2 separate regions of the Homo sapiens genome follow, and region 2 is linked to region 1. The links are chromatin contacts, found by Hi-C in ENCODE. All regions are on one chromosome and are shown on one strand. The core of a region is the stretch at or near the end of the contact, and the rest is flanking DNA. Distances in the headings are between cores, read along the strand shown.

Evidence for each region. A loop is a pair of places that touch in the nucleus more often than their neighbours do. Pooled maps may share reads with other maps.
Region 2: a map of B cell shows a loop between it and region 1 (22-fold over the local background). The contact joins the promoter of ZNF518A here to the promoter of SORBS1 in region 1. A Hi-C loop is called at or near these places in 4 of 168 maps with a recorded cell type or tissue (B cell, CD4-positive, alpha-beta T cell and naive thymus-derived CD4-positive, alpha-beta T cell) and 10 of 50 pooled maps.

What each region holds. Positions count from the first base shown.
Region 1 is chr10:95,557,226-95,563,051 of GRCh38, forward strand. It overlaps SORBS1 (sorbin and SH3 domain containing 1), which reads right to left and starts at 4,146. Exons shown (of 33, transcript NM_001034954.3): 1 at 4,095-4,146. RefSeq lists an enhancer at 3,729-4,491 and silencers at 3,976-4,085, 4,126-4,495.
Region 2 is chr10:96,126,911-96,133,259 of GRCh38, forward strand. It overlaps ZNF518A (zinc finger protein 518A), which reads left to right and starts at 3,387. Exons shown (of 6, transcript NM_001330736.2): 1 at 3,387-3,842; 2 at 5,676-5,760. It overlaps LOC124902486 (a long non-coding RNA gene), which reads right to left. Exons shown (of 2, transcript XR_007062254.1): 2 at 2,145-6,349. RefSeq lists enhancers at 2,343-3,247, 2,800-3,439, 3,248-4,151.

The DNA.
Region 1 (5,826 bases), core at 2,896-5,395:
GGTCAACCACTGTTCACAGCTCTTTAATTGCTCATTGAAACATTCTGAGGCTTAGCTTAGGTCACAAGCCAGAAGCTCCCCCAAATGAGCTACAATTCAGTAAATCATTCATCTCCAAGTATCTCCTCTGAAAAGGGAGTATTCGAAACACTATCTCATAAAACATTCAAAGCACCGATGAAAATCCAAGGAGAAAATGCTGCTTGCACTGAAACGAAATCCATGGAAAAGTGTTCTGAGTTTTGCATTTACAAAAAAACCGGGACTTCAGCAGAACTGAGTCCCACCTCAGCATCAGCCAGCATCACCACCCGCACACCTGACTTCCCACATGTCCACATTCTGCATGCTCCCGTGGATCTAAAGGCCTCAGTTGGTCCTGAAACTAAGCAGCCTCCATGACACTTTGCAATCTGAGGGTCAACAGGAGCAATCCCAAGGAGATTCCAAGACAGTCTCAGGCTGAGGTTGAACTCTCAGTCCACCCCCCCACCCCCCATCCTAGGCTACCAAACCTCCCCTCACTTCACCCCAAGGGCTGCAGAAGAGCTCAGCTGTTTCAGAGACAATAGAGCCTCCCCCTTTCAAGCTCCATCCTTTTCTCCTCCAAGCTTGGTTTCTGTGTTTTTCCCTTCCCCACATAATCTGTCCCCAGCCTCCTACTTTCTCGTCTGTTTCTCCAATCTCTCTCTTCTTGTGCTCCTATTTCCTCCTCATGTTTCGCTATTCCATCTTAGAATCATTTCTCTCAGAGGAAGAGGGGGCTTAACAGATACATATAGGCCGGGCACCGTGGCTCAAGCCTATAACCCCAGCATGCTGGAAGGCCAATGCAGGCGGATCGCTTGAGTCCAGGAGTTTGAGACCAGCCTGGGCAACACCGCAAAACTCTGTCTCTACAAAAAGTACAAAAATTAGCTGGGTGTGGTAGTGCGTGCCTGTGGTCCCAGCTACTCGGGAGGCTGAGGTAGGAGGACTGCCTGGGCCCAGGAGGTCGAGGCTGCAGTGAGCCATGATTGTGCCACTGCACTCCAGCCTGGGTGACAGGTGAGACCCTGTCTCAAAACAACCACCACCACCAAAAAACAAAAAAACCCAGATACATCTGGAAACAAGATCTACAATCTATCCCCCCGAGTTCCCACCCCAGCTCCACATCTTGCTAGCTGTGCAACCTTGGAAAAATGGCCAAACCTCCCAACCCCTCAAATTCCTCAGTTTGGCGGGGAAGGGGGAGGAACATGGCAATCACAGAGGTCTTTTATAACTCTCATCTTCTAGATAGGTAAACGTTCACCTGTGTAACCATGAATAAACCAGCAAGTTAAACATCCACAGGGAAAGAGAACAAATTACAGAAACTCCCTTTCCTCAGCAATCTATCATCCCACCCTCATCTCCCACAACCACTCACTCTGGGGTCTGTGCCTCTCACTCTGGACCGTTCTAGCTCTGAATTGTTTACATACTTACAGTAAAACCTCACAAATCACACTAATCAAGGAAAAGGTAGATGTGAATCCAACAGAAGCCTGCATCCTAGAATGCTTCTTCTATGCCATTGTGCAATACTTTGAATTTATTATCAATTTAGCAAACAGGAAAGAACCTGAAAATGCCATCACAAACTGTGACTCTAAGAACAGTGGAGTTGTCAGGAACCCTGGAAGACCTTCTGCCCTATCATCCTCCACTTCACCAGCAAGGACACAGGCCCAGAGAGCAGAAGCCACTAGCCCAAAGCCCAAAGATTGGTGGCCAGGACCAAAGCTAGCTGTCCTGCCTCTGGTCCAGAGCTTCTCCACCAAAGCTTTTTGAGACCATCCATGCCTTTCTCCTAGAGACAGGTCAAATCCTAAATTACCATAGAGTGCCCTCTACAGCAAATCTATCTCCACATCCAGGGAAGGGTCTGGAGATAAGTTAGGATGACCTGATCATTATCAATGCTGCACAATAAAAACTTTCTTTCCTGGCCCTGCCCTTTCATTGTTTACAAAGAAAACCCTAGACTCTGCTATCTGTATTGAACTCTTATTTTAGAGAAGGGGAAAGAGAGGAACAGCTGAACAGTGCTTTGTTCTGCCAGGAAGAATTTGCTCATCCTTTCCCATAACTCCTACCCACTCCCCAATATGCCCAATCTCTTCCGAAAAGTATACAGAAACTCTCCAACTACAACAAATGAAAGCAGGTAGGAGAAGGAAAAGGCCAACAAGGCGGGTATCGTCCACAAGATGACAATACCCTCCCAACTCTTTACCCCACAGGGTAGACAGCAGTTCATTTCAGTTGCTAATTCCCTGCAGGGAAGTCGCCAAAGGAGTGGTCTCAGGGCCCTCCAGCTGAGAAATGTGCTCTCTGCAACCCCTGGAGAACTAACCCTTTCCTAACCATCTGCTCCAACAGTGCCTTGGGCAAAGGTGCCAACAGACCAACCCTTCCCTTCTTTCCCCTCAGGCCAAGAAAGAGACATCAGAGCTTGGTTGGCAAGGGGCTATTTAAGGCAGCATCCAGAGGGCGGGGCAGAAAACTGCTGGAGGCATCCTCCTCCTCCACCCCTCCCCCTCACAGCCCAAACACACGCCCCTCACTCTGTAGACAGCCATCTGCCTCATCGGTGTCTGAAGGCTGTAGATATGTCCATCATCTGTCTTCTGTCATTGATGCTGCTGACCCCTCTGTGTCCACCCCACTTTTAATCCAACCCTCCTCTCTTCGATCACCACCAAGATACCTTTCCAACCAAAACCACAGAATTGAATCTAAGCAGAGGAGCTCAAAACACAAGGAGAGTGAAGACAGCCAATCCATCCCCCGCCTCCACTTAAGAGGAAAAAAGGGCGCGGGGGGCTGGGCGGGGGGGGGGGTGTTGAGGGGAGAGATGGAGTCAGAGGCCTGACACGCCAGATAGGTTCCATGATGTCTCTAGATGAACCTCCCTCCTATTGACGATGAAACCAATTCCAGCAATTTCAGCAGGTCGGCCCTGTGACAACAGGGGCATCCCAACGCTCAGTGTTTAAAACAAAAATCCAAAGGCTCGCCCAGAACATGCTGGGAAAAACCGAGGACTGAACAAAACGAGCCATGCTCAGTGGGATCCCTTCTGCTTTTACGTAGCAATGTAATAGCGTAATAAATTCTTGTCTGCCTGGAGAAAGCATGCACTGGTGAATTTCAAAGCCATCTTACGACAGCGGATGCATGGGGATGCAGAATTCGACAGCACATTCCCCCATGAAGGAAACATAATGACTTCAAGCCTCTTTCCCCTCTATCTTGAATGGCGCTACCACGTATCAAGGAAGCCACATCGGAAAGCAGCGAGGTGGTAGCAGGGGATGCCCGGGGAATTCGGAGAAAGGAGTTGCTTGCTGTCCATGTCGGTGATGAGCTGCCTAGCAAGATGCTGTCAGCCACTCGGGGAGAAGAAGGGGCACGGGCGGCACGGGCAGGCGCCGTGTCCCCGGCGCATACTAGTCCCCGTTCATTCAGGCGGGTCCGGCCAACCGCGTCGTCCTTGCGCCCCTCCCGCCGCCCTCTCCAGGGGATGCTGATGAATGAACACACCTGAGATGCCTCCATCCCGCCGCTCGCTCCCTCCGCCTTCCTCTGGCTGCTGCAGAGGTGCCCCTCCTCGGTAGTTTCACTTTACAGCACAAACCCATTCGGGCTTTGATGTCTCCTCCACCCACCCAAATTGCAGCCACCCTGAGACGGGCGGACATTCTCTCCTAGCAGAGGCCATGATCGTACTACCCCACACCCACCAAAAAAGGAAATTTAAAAACCCCCAACCCTGGAAGCCCCCAGATCCTCCGCACCCTGGGGAACTTTCCTTGAAAGACTGGGGATTCGCCGAGCAGGCAGGATGGACGGTTCGGCCGCGAGGGACCACCGCTTTCCCTGTGCCCATGGGGGGATGCTCTGGGGGAGGGGGTCCCCCAAGTCCCTCCAACAGCTGGCCCTTTAAATGCGCCTCCTCCGAGCGCGGAACAAAGGCGCCGCCCGCGGGGGCCGAGCCGCGCACACCCCCGGCGCTGCCGCCGCCGAGCGGGCAAGCGCGGCCGGGCGGGCGAGCGCGGGCTTACCTTGCTGGTCGCCGGGCGGGCGGGCTGCGCGCGTCCGCCCCACTCGCACTACACGCTGCAGCTGGCCCCGCTCTGTTTTTCTGGGACTCAGCGCTGACTTCACCGACACTCCGCGGACAACCAATGGGCTGCGGTGCCCGCCCCCTCATTAGCATGCCTCTGGAACCGTCCACTCTGGCAGCGCCCGGCCAGCGGGCGGTGCCGGGGGCGGGGCCGGGCCCAGCCGTGACAGGAAGGGGCGTGTGCGCGGATGGGAGGCGAAGAAGTGTCCGGCGCCCGGCTCCTGGCATTGTGAGCCCGCCGGCCTCCGCCGGTAACGGGCGCGCGGGCCTAGTAACCCTTTCCGTCCTGGCCGGGCCGGACGCTGGCCTGGCGCGCCTTCTGGTCCTTCGGAAGGGTCGCCCACGGGGAGCTTGGAAGGAACCTTAGACGTAAAATAACAGTGATAAGTTATTTAACTCCTGGGCCTCAGTTTACCCATCTGTAAAATGGCATAATAGTCCGACTTCGTAAAATCTAGTGAAGATTAACATAGTTAACATAGGTGATGCATTTTGATCAGTTCCTGGCCGTCGTGCTACATAAACGTTTGCTGTTGTCATTCGTGTGCTCTGTACCAGCCAGTGTGCTTAATGCTTCCCGGATATTTCCTCATTTGATCCTCTTAGCCTGATAAGAGAGGAACGATTACTAATCCATATTTTTCTAGTGAGAAAACTGAAAATAATTACTATTTTTATGCAGGAAAACTGAGGTGTAGTTTAAGTGGCTTGTCCGAGGTCACACAGCAAGTGGTGCAACCAGGATTTGAACCCAGGCTCTGAGATTTCACTCATGCAACACACATATATTTAGAGGCTCTGTGGCAGTGCTGGACCCCAGTGTTAACTGCAGAGAACAAGACAGGCAAGGCCTTTTCCCTTAGGAAGCTTCCATTTTAGTGGAGACAAGTAAATAAATAAGATCCTCTACAATGTGAAAAGTAGAGTGCATACAATGCAACAAGGTCATTGCAAGTGGGGGGAAGGCACCGTGTTAGATGGGGTTCAGAGCTAACCACTGTGCTATGCCATTCTCCTGACCTCCTCTAGTCCCCCTCAGAGTTACAGAAAAGGAAACAGAGACAGGGATCAGAGTGGGGAATCTGCTGGCCCAAGGTCGCAGAGCCAGCAAGTACTGGTCTGGAACTTGCTCCCTCCATGCCCAGCTTCCCACATCCCTGAAGATAAGACACTCGCCCTTTGGGCTGAGCACAACTGATTTTTGTCAGCTGCCCTTGCAAGCATCTTCAGCCAGAGCACATTCTCAGTGAACAGGCTGTGGGTGGCAGGGTAAAGACTGGCCTTGATAACTGCACAGACTGATCGGAAACTCATCAGCAAAGATTCTTAGATGTCAGGGAACGGTGACAAGTCTTTGGTGACCACCTGGTGTCCTCTGCTGTGTATTAAAAAAAAAAAGAAGAGTCCTAGCCATCTGGAAGCTTACTCTATAAATGAGAAAACACTGGGGAACTACTCAACCTAGGGAGCCCCCAGCCCACGGCCTTCCCCTATCTGCACCTCATCCTGCAGCTTTTCAAAGAACACTTCCCCGGCTCTCCTATTTATTTACTCCACAATCTGTGTAAGACAGCTCTCTCTGGGCTATAAAGTAATAAAACAGCTAGTATTTATTGAGCACGTCTAGGCTGCTATGCACCGTACTATACTTGTGCTAAGAGCTTTACATG
Region 2 (6,349 bases), core at 2,137-4,636, 570 kb after region 1:
TATTACATTACGCTCAGGATGCAGACAGTCTTAGGAAGAATTTGATGTGATTAGGGGTGGGGAGAGGTACCCTAAAATACTTAGGTAAGACCAATATAGTTTATACAGTTCATTTTAATGTTCTTTCTGTTTGAATATAGTATCCATGAAAAGAACTAAGAAAGAGGGACTATATCTTTCATTAAAACTTAATAAAAATGTCTTGGTCATCTAAGAAGTGTGAATTGAGAGGGAACTGTCAGGGATGCCAACCTAAAGAAAAATCTTTCTCATCCTGTGTTACAGTGTCTGAAATCTCATCTTTAGAATTGCTTTGTTGGATCATAAAATCTTTCAAATATTCAAGAAAATTCCATTGAACTGATGGCCCTCCATGAGGAATCATGTCTTATTTATTGCTAGCAGTTTCTGGCACATAATAGGTATTCAAGAAAATGTCTGCTGAATAAATATTAAACAACAAAATTGAAAAGAACATTGAGAAGAATAATACTTAAAGATCAACTAACACTTGTATGATAGATTGCCACAAGTAATTAAGCCGTATCTTTGACCAGGATGTGTAACCACTTTATGCTGTATCACCCAGGCTCTTCATATCTCTTTTTTTTTTTTTTTTTCCCAATTCTGATTGCACTTGATTATATTGTTGGGGGTAGAGAACCTGGGCTTGAGTTCATAGATCAGCAAAAAGAAGAGAGACATTTTTAGAGACTCTTACTATCCAAATTAATATCATTTAATCTTTTATTATCATAGTGCTTATGATGTACCAACTTATCTGTGTCTTAAAAGTATGTTTACATTGTTGTAAGAACAAATATAAGTTTGATTTAAGTATGATTTACAGGTGAGAATCCTTAGAGAGAAATGAATTTCCATTTATATATTATTTTTAGGAGAAAATTTCACTGTCTTAAAGTGAGCTGCTTTATGACACAGAGTCCATGAATCGTACGCATATTTTTTTTAATCCTTCCACCTCAGCCTCCTGAATCGCTGGGATTATAGGCACAAGCCACTGCACCTGGCATCAGTTGTATATTGAAAAGCAGAAAGAGGTTTGCAATCAAGATGGAAACTTCATTACTATCACCACCATCATCACTTTTATCATTTCCATTACACTCTTGGTGCAATGGCGTTGAGTACTCTCTTCAGTCTATCAAACAATATATAACGTGTTAGTTATATGTTGCACAGCTCTGAGAAGCTCAGAGGTTAAATGCTGTCAGCTAGTAAGCAGTAGTAAGGTCTTCAGAGGGATCAACTATTTAAAGCATTAATCTAGATGTCCTATCCCCATAACTATCCTTCTCAAGTAAAAAAGTATTCCAGAATCCTTTCCTAAGCTATGATTTAGCCTTCTCCCCTTTGTATCTTTTTCTCCCTTTTAATCATCTTCCCTTCCTTCTTGATTCACTCTCCTCTCTCCTCTCCTCCCTCACCACCCCACTTCCACTTTTTTTTTTCTTGCTAACCAATATGTTCAAAACCTGAAAGGAGATCAAGAGAAACCTTTCAGGTTTTGAACATAGAGGTTAGCAAGAAAAAAAAGGTGATATGAATGGTGGAAGAGGTGATATGAATGGTGGAAGAGAAAGGGGAAGAGATAAGGTAAGTCTGACTAATATTTTAATTTATTTTAACTTTCTCCAATTCTTCTATAACATAAATGCAGGTTTGCAAGGTTTTGTAGGTGAATGTATATGTAGAAGTAAAAATAAAGTTATAATGTGAATACTGTGGGGGGGGATGCAATATCTTAATCGAAAAAACAAAAACTACATCAAAACACAGAACAAAAAACTCTGTCCATTTTTCCAAACTAACATCGTTTTTTGTTATTAAAAGAAAAATCTCGTTCTCTCTCTTTCTGCTGTGATGTGTGTGCATGTCTGGCTTGCACAGAAATGAGGACCTGAAGAGAGATGGGTGATGTACGATGCGGAATAAAATCCACTTTGTAAACATGTTCTTCATTCCATAATGGCATCCCCTTTGGTATTTACAGAAGATTTCTCCTTGTGTGTTTTACACAAGCATAAATATGACTAATGTGAATTTCCGCTCATTCGCCTTTTCTAGGTGGAATTGTGTAGCCCAGTAAACACAATAATAAAGAAGGCTTCCTAAAGACAAAGTGAGGATTTCTCAGTGTGCTTTTTATTAAAGGATGGAGAAAATCTTGCATTTGGCTACAGGCTGACATTTTCAAAAGCCTGCCCTAAGACAATGAAAAATATGTATCATACACATATTTTAAAAAATTTTTAAAAATTATAAATGTCATACATGCTACTTAAGAAAACACGGAACATTAAAAAATGAAAAATCTGATCATAGTTTCACTTTCAATTTATTGGTATATCCTTCTGCGCCAAGGTTTTTTGTTGTTGCTTAAACGTTTGCCGCCACTTATTCCCTCCCCACATTTTAAAAGGAAGATAATTTATGTAGAATTATGTAGAAAGTGAGGTATCAATTAGTAGGTTGGATTTATAAAGAACAGAAGAGGAGCCACACTGGCCTTTGGGGTAAAGCCAACCATATTAACTGTCCAGCCCTGTTGTCAGGTAGAGGAAGTATTCGTTTGAGGGAGATGTGAGCCTCCCTCATTGTGAAGATAGTTTTTGATCAATTATTCAATATATACAGGTTTGGAGTTCAGTATGTCTTCTAGAACTACTGGCGGCAGCTTCTTTCGTTGACGTGGGCTACAATGGTTGCTAAAACCTGCGTGCCAGAAGCCAGAGGTGGGGAGGCGCCATTTGCTAAACCGGAACTGGTTAAAATCTCAGGGTGGAGACCATTCCCAGTCAGCAAGGGCTTGGGAAGTGCATACAGTTCCTGCTCCTGGTGTCTACTCTGAAGAGCACAGAGTAGACGTTTGTCTGCCATTTCACCGGCAGTAAGATCAGCAGCTGCTGGTGAGCAAAGAGGTAGTAGTGGGTCACTGGACTGGTGGGCGCCGGGGCCGCGCGCTAGATGGAGAGGTCAGCGGCGAACCCAGCTCCATGGCCTAGTCTCGTCAGACCGAGCGCGGACCCTGCCGGCCTCCGTTCTCTTCCGCTTGTCTCAGGTAAAGCGCAGATCCCTCCGCCGCAGCGTGCGCTCCCGGTAGCGCTGCGATCAGCTTTTCGGCAATACCCGGATGGAAGTGTAATGGCCGCCATCAGGGACTCGCAGGCAATGGGTACTACGACAGGTATTCCCCGTCAGCGGGACTGCCCAGACCTTTTAGGATGTCAGAACTTCTAGAGGGCCACCCAGCAGGCAAACGGCGAGTTTGTGGACCGTCAGGGTCCCCCAAACAGGTCCAGGGATCCGCCTCTTGTGAGAGGAAGCGCGAGTTAAATAGTCCCGGCCATTCAGCGCTTCCGCTTAACTTGCCGCAAAGTTTTTCTGGAGAAGTCGGGGTTTTTTTGCCGAGCGCTTTTGCCGACTGCTAGAGCTTACCCTTACTTTCTTAACCTGGGGTTGTTTTACTTCCGGGCTTTTTGAACTCTACACTCTCCTACATTCTAGGAGCTGGGTGGGAGTAGGAGACGGTGTGCCTCCGCGCTCCCCGCGGGGCAGCCGAACCCCGGAGGAAGGGGCGGATCGGGCGCGGTGTTTGGGGCGAAGCTGGGCGCGCGGCGCTCGAAGCACTCACTCGGCGGGTTTCGTGGTTGGTGGAGACAGCAAGGGCGCCCCGCAGACCGCACCCCTCGAGCTATAGGTTCGCAGGCCCGACTCGACGGCGTCCCTATTGCTGGCCCAGCGTATGGTCATTGGGGGCCATTTCTTGCAGAGATGCCCTGCTCCCTGACGCGCTCGCTCTTCTCCAGAGTTGGCCAAAGGTGCTCTTCCCCGCAGACCCTAACCACACCCAGTGGCAGTTGGATTTCTTTGTAACTGGCTTTCTCACATGTAGGGTTCATTTTGACTCTATTCGTTACATGGTGTCCTCTTTGTCAAGTAGACAGTCTCTTCCTAGGTGGCTGTGGTAATTGAAAAGTACATAGAGCGAAATGTATATAAGGAAAAATGTTTTAACTCTTAAGTGGACCGATCAAACAGATGTAGCTTTAAAGTTCAGAATACAACAGTTAAGACTCAGTTTTCTTTTTAGGTTTAAATTTGAGAGCAAGTAGTGTATGTGAGCTGTTTTAGTGCAAACATTGTTGAGTATGTTGTCAAACGTCTAAAAAACCCTAGAAAAATAAAATAAGTCAATGTTCAAGGAATTCATAAGAATGTTGGAATTTGTACAGTTGTCGCAGTGATAAAACATGAAGACACCAAACTGTCAGGATAGGAATTCTATTAACTTGAAAGTGTGCATGTTAGATCTAGTTACTGGTAATTGTTGAATTGCTTTTTCTGCAGCAAGGGGTCTGATTTGAGTGTACTCTAAGGTTGATATCCTCAGGTTTAATTTAAAACATTTAAATTGATTCAGTGAAATTTCCTAACATTTTTTGAGTTTAACTGCAAATTTATAGAAATGCATTCACTATCTTTCAGCAAAATTGTCTTTTCTGAAATTTATAAAGAGACATTGCGTTCTGTTAACACTTTGAGGGTGTTGGGATTTCCTGGGGAAGGTAAGCATAGTAAACGATGTTGATTTTTGCCATAGAAACTGTAAATTAGATCATCCCTAGATACAGAAAATTGCCAACAAAAGGGGAGAATAAAATGTAGGTATGTTACACAACCAAATGTTTCCTGTTTGTTGCGTGAAAATAAGTATAATTACCAAATAAAACGTTTTATATCTGGTTTTATGGAAGGACAAAAGACAGTAACCACAATGAACACCCACTGTGTGCATTGATAATGTATGAACTTTTAAATGCTTCAATTTTTTGCCATGGTCACACTTCGGATTCTGTTCTAGTCTCTCTGGTAATAGTATGCTGTAATCCCAGAAGTTTCTATATTTTGAAATATTACAGAGGGACTATACTTTAGCCTAGATCTATAATTTGACTTCAGGATATGCTTTAAATGCCCTTTAAGTGTATTTTTGTTGTTTACTTTTCTGTTTATAGTTGTTTAGAATTGTTCTCATTGAGGCATTGTGACATTGCATACTTTAGAGCACTTAATACTACTTTTTTTTTTTTTCTTTAAATGATAGGAGACTTGAATCTTGCCCACATTCCTTCAGGTATGCTACTGAAGGTTTTGTGGCAAAGTGCTATTAGCAGAACAAAAAGGTTTTAACACCGTCTTGAAATTTTTATTTATTATCTGGTCCCAGGTGTGTAGGCTGTGAGTATTTCAGTTCTATATGGGGTATTGGCTTCTCATGGTGAGCAGTTTTCATGGCATATTAGATACCAGAAATGAGTATTAAGGGTTAGTATTGTGGTGGTAGGATAACTGAATTGGAACCGGATCCAGATATTATTTCTAGTTTTGTGACTTTGGGCAAGGCTCATTTTCTTTTTCTTGTAATAAATGAAGATACTGAGTTAGATTGATTCTAAGCTTTAGGTTGTGACTTTTGCAAATTTGTGACATGTTATCACTGGTCATCAATGATGTATGCTTAAGTGTATAGAAGTTTTTTCTTAGTTTTTTTTTTTTTTTTTTACATTTCTTTATACACCTAAGTTGAATGTGAAGTGTAATTGAACAGTTTTTGTCGTCAAAAGTTTTAAAATCTTGGTCTTCATTTCCAGATATCATCTCTTCTTTTGATCACTGTTCCTGATTGTGACATTGTGCAAGTGTTAAATTGTGTGCCTTTTGTTCCTGAAGAAAGAGGTATGGTAAAGATTGAAATACTGGAGTATATAGTCTATTAAGTAGTAAGTTGGTATGTTTTAATATTGGACTAAATAAAGTAAAATATAGGTTAAGTATCCCAAATCCAAAAATCCAGAATGCAAAATTTTTTGAGTGCTGACATGATGGTCAAAGGAAATGCTCTTTGGAACATTTTGGATTTTGAATTTTTGGATTTGAGATGCTCAACTGGTATAATGCAAATACTCTAAAATCCTAAAAAAGAAAAAGAAAAAAAGAATGAAACCCTTCTGTTCCCAAGCATTTCAAATAAGAGACACTCAACCTGTAGTTTTACATATACATGAGTTTTCATAAGTTATATAAGTTATAGTTTTATTTTATTTTTTGGCTAAAATAAAATACTTAAACATGAGTTTTCATTTTAATCTAAGCAAAAAAAGTAATTTTTGGTTTCATAGTTTATTACTTAACATTTTATTAGAAATCCAAATATAACTTTAACTATCATCCTTCTGAATAGAAAAGTGGCATTAAAGTCTTCTGGGTAATGAACAGTGGAGATAAAGGTGGTAGATAGATGTTTCAAAGCTATATGAATGGCCAG